Regions from separate parts of the Homo sapiens genome. Here region 2 is linked to region 1. Evidence: chromatin contacts called from ENCODE Hi-C or POLR2A ChIA-PET data. All regions are on one chromosome and are shown on one strand. The core of a region is the stretch at or near the end of the contact, and the rest is flanking DNA. Distances in the headings are between cores, read along the strand shown.

The links. Hi-C counts contacts between places; a loop is a spot of excess contacts on that map. ChIA-PET counts read pairs that join two places held with the same protein, here RNA polymerase II (POLR2A). Pooled maps may share reads with other maps.
Region 2: a pooled map shows a loop between it and region 1 (5-fold over the local background). The contact joins the promoter of PDE4C here to the promoter of RPL18A in region 1. A Hi-C loop is called at or near these places in 3 of 50 pooled maps. POLR2A ChIA-PET finds 5 or more read pairs at or near these places in 2 of 52 experiments (HepG2 and WTC11).

The regions. Positions count from the first base shown.
Region 1 is chr19:17,858,577-17,861,276 of GRCh38, forward strand. It overlaps RPL18A (ribosomal protein L18a), which reads left to right and starts at 1,334. Exons shown (of 5, transcript NM_000980.4): 1 at 1,334-1,398. The coding sequence starts at 1,381. RefSeq lists enhancers at 882-1,617, 950-1,329.
Region 2 is chr19:18,225,004-18,227,703 of GRCh38, forward strand. It overlaps PDE4C (phosphodiesterase 4C), which reads right to left and starts at 1,435. Exons shown (of 15, transcript NM_001098818.4): 1 at 1,267-1,435. The coding sequence starts at 1,412. RefSeq lists a silencer at 1,319-1,378.

The DNA.
Region 1 (2,700 bases), core at 84-2,583:
TTGAATCCACAAAACCAGATTAAGAGAACCAGAAATGCAAAATAAGAAAATGAAAATAAAAAATTGCATGCTTGCTGTCCTTTATTTTCTTTCTTTCTTTCTTTCTTTTTTTTCTGAGTCGGAGTCTCGCCCTGTCTCCCAGGCTGGAGTGCAATGGCCAGATCTCGGCTTACTACAACCTCCATCTCCCAGGTTCAAGCGATTCTTCTGCCTTAGCCTCCCGAGTAGCTGGGATTACAGGCGCCCGCCACCACGCCCGGCTAATTTTTGTATTTTTAGTAGAGACGGGGTTTCGCCATGTTGGCCAGGCTGGTCTCGAACTCCTGACCTCAAGTGATCCACCCGCCTCGGCCTCCCAAAGTGCTGGGATGACAGGCGTGAGCCACCGCGCCTGGTCTTTTTTTTTTTTTTTTTTTTTTGAGACAGAGTCTCACTCTGTCGCCCAGGCTGGAGTACAGTGGCGCAATCTCGGGTCACTGCAACCTCTGGCTCCTGGGTTCAAACGATTCTCATGCCTCAGCCTCCTGCCTCTTTCCTCTTAATTTTACTTCATAGCCTTGTCATCAGGGAGTTGTTTGCGGGTGTTTCTTTTTTCATATCTGGTCCCCGTCCTCATCCCCAGGAGGGCTTCTTTCTGCCCAAGCAAACTGCTAAGTCCAAGCCCCTCAAAGTGGGCGGCTGGATCTTGATCCATTCTCCGGCTCTCCGCGCGCTCTCCCCCAACCCCTGCTCCCTCAGGTTCTTATGAACTGGAGGCAGACAGACAGAGTTTGAATCCCAGCTACTACGAAACACAAATCGGACCCCAAATTAACAAAAACAGCATTCCAGAGCTTATTCAATATTCGTGCTGCAACATCGCTAGGAGAAAAATATATTATTTGTATTCCCATTTTACAGATACCCTCAGGTATCTGGTGGAGACCTCCGTAACACACCTCCCCGGAGGATGAGGCCCCGAGTGTGAAGCATCGGGATCTCACGGTAAACACCGCAGCCACCCGAGGTAGCTTAGGTTCAATGCTTAGGCATCCTGCAGGCGGCGCGCGCCGCCGCCCCTAGTTGCAGCCGGGACTGGCGGAGTGCCTACAACTCCCGACGTGCCGCGCGCGCAGACGCTCCGTTGCGGTCGTGGTGGAACAGGTGGAGCTTGCCTCGTTGCCTTCTGGGAAACGAAGTCTCGCTGAAGAGAGGCGGAACTTTGAGTAGCAGGTGGATCCATAGCCAATGAAGACGCGGGTCGCTTTGAGTGCGGGGCAGAGAAGCCAATGGACGTGCGGCATTGAGAGGGCGGGTCTTCCGGTAGTGAAGGCCTGGTGAACGGCTGCGCGACAGAGGACACTTCCTTTTGCGGGTGGCGGCGAACGCGGAGAGCACGCCATGAAGGCCTCGGGCACGGTAAGGCGGGCGCGGCGCGGCAGGGGGCCAAGGGATGGGGCACGGGCCCCATCAGGGGCCTGCATAAGTGGCGTGGGCCGGGTTGGTGCCGCGCGCTTCTGTTTGGGCCCCCCTTGGCCGCGCGCCGCCTTCTCTTGTTGCACCCAACATGGCGGCCATCGTGGGAGCCGCGTGGAGAGAGCGATGCGTGACCTGGGCCAGCTCAGGGATCGCGGGGGCCCAAGGACTCCGGGTCTTCTTCCCGGGGGAAGGAATAAGTCGCGCAGCATAGAGGCCCTAGCCCCGGCACCTCGTCGAGCCGCCAAGTTTCTGTTTTCCTTTCTGCAACGTGGACGTGGCGGTAGAGCAATAGTGTGTTTTCTTTCTGCCGGAATGGCTGTGAGAAGCAGATGAAAATTGCTAACAGTGAGCCGAAACGGGGAGCGTGAGGCTTAACGCTGTGGTACATACTGGATAGAATCAAACGGCTCTATGGCGCAGAGATAGGAGAACCTGGACTCCCATGGAGTGGGTGTATTATGTCCAGATCTCCAGCTTCGGTTTCCTTGCTGTCAAAGGGGCGGGCCCCATTGTTCCCTTCCTGAACGTGTGCCGAGGCCGGTGGGTCAGGTTCACAGTAAAAGTAGGAACTGCGATAATTTGTGACTATTTTTCATTGATAACTAGTGAAAAGCTGGCGAGTCAGTTTCAGAGGTGGTTTCTTTGTGCCATATCACAGAGCCTGGACTTGACCAAAGATTCTCACCTCTGCATCTGTAAACCGGGAGTCTTCCCTGGGCCAAACGTTTGGATTGCAGTTGGGAAAACGGAGGCAGCCGCAGCTCGCGTGGCAACAGTGCAGGGATCCCAGGGCTGGGGAGAGACCTGAGGTCTTGTCCTAGTTCTGCCTGGAATGGGCTGTGAGATCCCATGCTGGTCACTGGGCCTCAGGGTGAAAGAAGATGTTGGCTGGATGTTTTGAGGTGCAGAGTGGCTGTTTGACGGCGACTGCAAAGCAATTCAGGACTGCAGCATGAAGAAAGGAGGCTGTGGGTCTAAGCCACAGCTTTCCTGGTCTGAAACCCTTAGCCCAGGCAAAGGAGAGGCAGGCAACTCAATTAATCCTCCCTGGAGACCTCCCTCTCCTCAGTTCATTTTGTGTATAAAGTTGTGGTCGGGAGTGTGACCTACAGTCACCAAGAATCCACATGGAGGCCCTAGGGTGGCCCTGCCTCCTGCTTCCCGAATCTGTGGTCACTAGATGTAGGAAAGGGAGTGAGGTGGATCTCCACAGTTGCCTCTGGGTGCTGGCCTTACCCTCAC
Region 2 (2,700 bases), core at 185-2,684, 370 kb after region 1:
GAGCGGCCACAGGGCGTGCAAATCCGGATCCCGGGCGCGGAGGGTTAAGGACTGGGCCCGGGTTTTCTTGGGGCGGGGGAGGCTGTTTTTCTTTCTGCTCTAAACTTAGCCGGGAGCGGCGGGGTCAGGCTGTGGTTCCATGACGCGGGCGGTGCGGGGGTAGAGCCCCCCGGCTGTGGGAACGGCGCGGCTGCCCATTGGCCAGGGGGGTAAACTGAGCCAGGGAGGCTCGGACTTGGGTTCGGGTCTGGCCTGCGCGGGGCCGGCCCTCGTTCATCCTCACTTCTGAGTACCCGCGACGCGCCCTCGACGTCCCTGCGCTGTCTCTAGCGCCTTCAAAAGGGAATGTGCTTCGCTAGTGTTTGGTGCCCCGAGGTCGCTCTCCAGGACACGGAACCCCCACTCTCCCACTCCCTGGTTGAAATGGAACCACCAGGAACCACGGTCATACCTTCTCCCTCCAACCCCAGCTATGACCTTGGAGAGGGACCTCCCCTCTCAGCCTTTGGGTGCCAGACTTACCAAGTGGGTGCCAATTCGGCGCGGACCAAGCGCAGGATGCCAGCCACAGTCGGCGCCCACAAGCCCCACTCCGAACCCCAGCCTTGCCCCCATCCCTCCCCACGAGGTCACAGTCGTTTCTGGAAAGGCAGGGATTCGAACCCAGAGGGGTGGACCGAGTGCTTAGAGGATGCAGCGCAAGCAGCTGCCGGGCGCAGGCGCGCGCTCAGCCTGGGACTCCCGAACGCCCTGCCTCGAAAACCCCCTCAATTCAGGTCTTCCTCCGTGGACACCCAGAGTTCATTGTGAGGCCCCCAGGGCATCTCTTTGCTGGCACTGGGACAGGATGCTGGTGGGAGGGGGCACCAAGGGAAGGAGTGCCCCTTCCCCCTCCTCCCACTGCCAGGACGCACAGCCTGCCTGCCCCAGGCCGGCGAGGGTCAGGAGGAGACGTGAGCCTCAGCCCGTCCCACTCTGGGCCTCACAGCTGGAAGGAGACAGACGGCTGGTCCCCTGGGCCTATATCCAGGCGGCGGGTGGAGACAGACGGAGACAGAGAGAGACAGAGTCACCAACTGCGAGACAAAAGTAGGGTAAGGTAGGGTAGAGGGAGAGAGATACAGAGAAAGCGAGGGAGAGGCAGAGCGTCCAAGCCCGGACTCCGGCCCCGGCCCCAGCTGTCCCTGGCCTTGTCCCTGTCCCTGCCCTTCCCACCTCCACACCGGGCGTCCCGGTGACCCCGCCAGGCCCTCTGTCCAGCCTCACCACAGCGGATGGGCCACCGTGAAGCGCCGCTGCAGGCGGATGCTCTGATTCACCAAAAGCTTCCTGAAGAGCCCGGGGGAGCCGCGCGGGGATCCCCGAGGGGAGCCGGGCCCGGGGACCGGGGCGGGCGCGGGGGGGCCCTGCATCGCCAGGACTGCGTGGAGGCTGGACCGAGCGCCGGCTGCGCGGGACCTTTTCTGGACAGCTGCGGGGGCGGGGCCCAGCGGGGAGGGGGCAAAGGGCGCATCGGCCCCGCCTCGAGGCCGGCGGCTCCCTGACGACCCCCGGGACAAACGGGGAAACTGAGGCACAGAGTCAGACGCAACTCTCTGCTCCTTTTTTTTTTTTTTTTTTTTGAGACGATCTCGCTGTGTTGCCCAGGCTGGAGTGCAGTGGCACAGTCCTAGCTCATTGCAGCCTCAACTTCCTGGGCTCAAGGGATCCTCCTACCTCAGCCTCCCAAGTAGCTGGGACTACAGATGCACACCACCACGCCCGGGCTAATGTATTTTCTGGAGAGATGGGGGTGTCTCTTTATGTTGCCCAGGCTGATCTCGAACTCCCAGACTCAAGTGATCCTCCTGCCTCAGCCTCGCAAAGTGCTGGGATTATAGGTGTGAGCCATTGCGCCAGGCCCAACTGTACTTCTTTAGAGGGCTGCCCCTAAGATCTCAGAGCCTGGATCTTACTCAGCCTTCCTCGGCACGTCCCTGGTTAGTGCAGCTTGCTGGGCCAATAACTGCTAAAAAGTGTAGAATGAGGGAGTCAGAAAGCAAGGTGCCCAGAGAAACAGCTGTCTTGCCTTCCATTATTGAGGGCATCACCGAGGTATAGAGTTTGCCAATGTCCGATCCCACGCAATGTTTCTAATCCTCCTCTGCCCATTTTCCAGATGGAGAAACTGAGGCCTAGTGCCATCAAACAGCGCACCAGAAACTACAAACCCTTAATCCTTTGCCAAGTGGGGAAACTGAGGCTTCCATGGACGCGGTCACGGGCATGGGTCTTTGTTGCAGAAAGCGAGACCCAAACTCAGGGCCCCCTCTCCCAGCACCCCTCCACGCAACTCCCCACGTGATCCCCCACCTGCTCTGACATTCCCCAGGCCCTGTCTCTGGATGCCTTCACCTCTCCTGCTGTCTCCTCCTAGACAAACATCCGCACATCACCTCTGCCAAGTCTTCTGTCCTGCGAAACCTCAGCCGCCCACCCCTGCCATCAGAGGGACCTCACTGTCCCAGGACTGGGGGGGGCCTCTGGTGTCTGGGAGGATTCCCAGAGTCTGTACCAGGTGCTCTACCCTCAGAATGCTGGAGTCAGGCTGGCCTTGTTCCACTTTACAGAAAAGGAAACCAAGGCTTAGCATGTGTCACACAAGGAGGAGGGACCTAGAAACAGCCATGTCACAGGCAGAGGCCCAGGGGACCTCCCAGC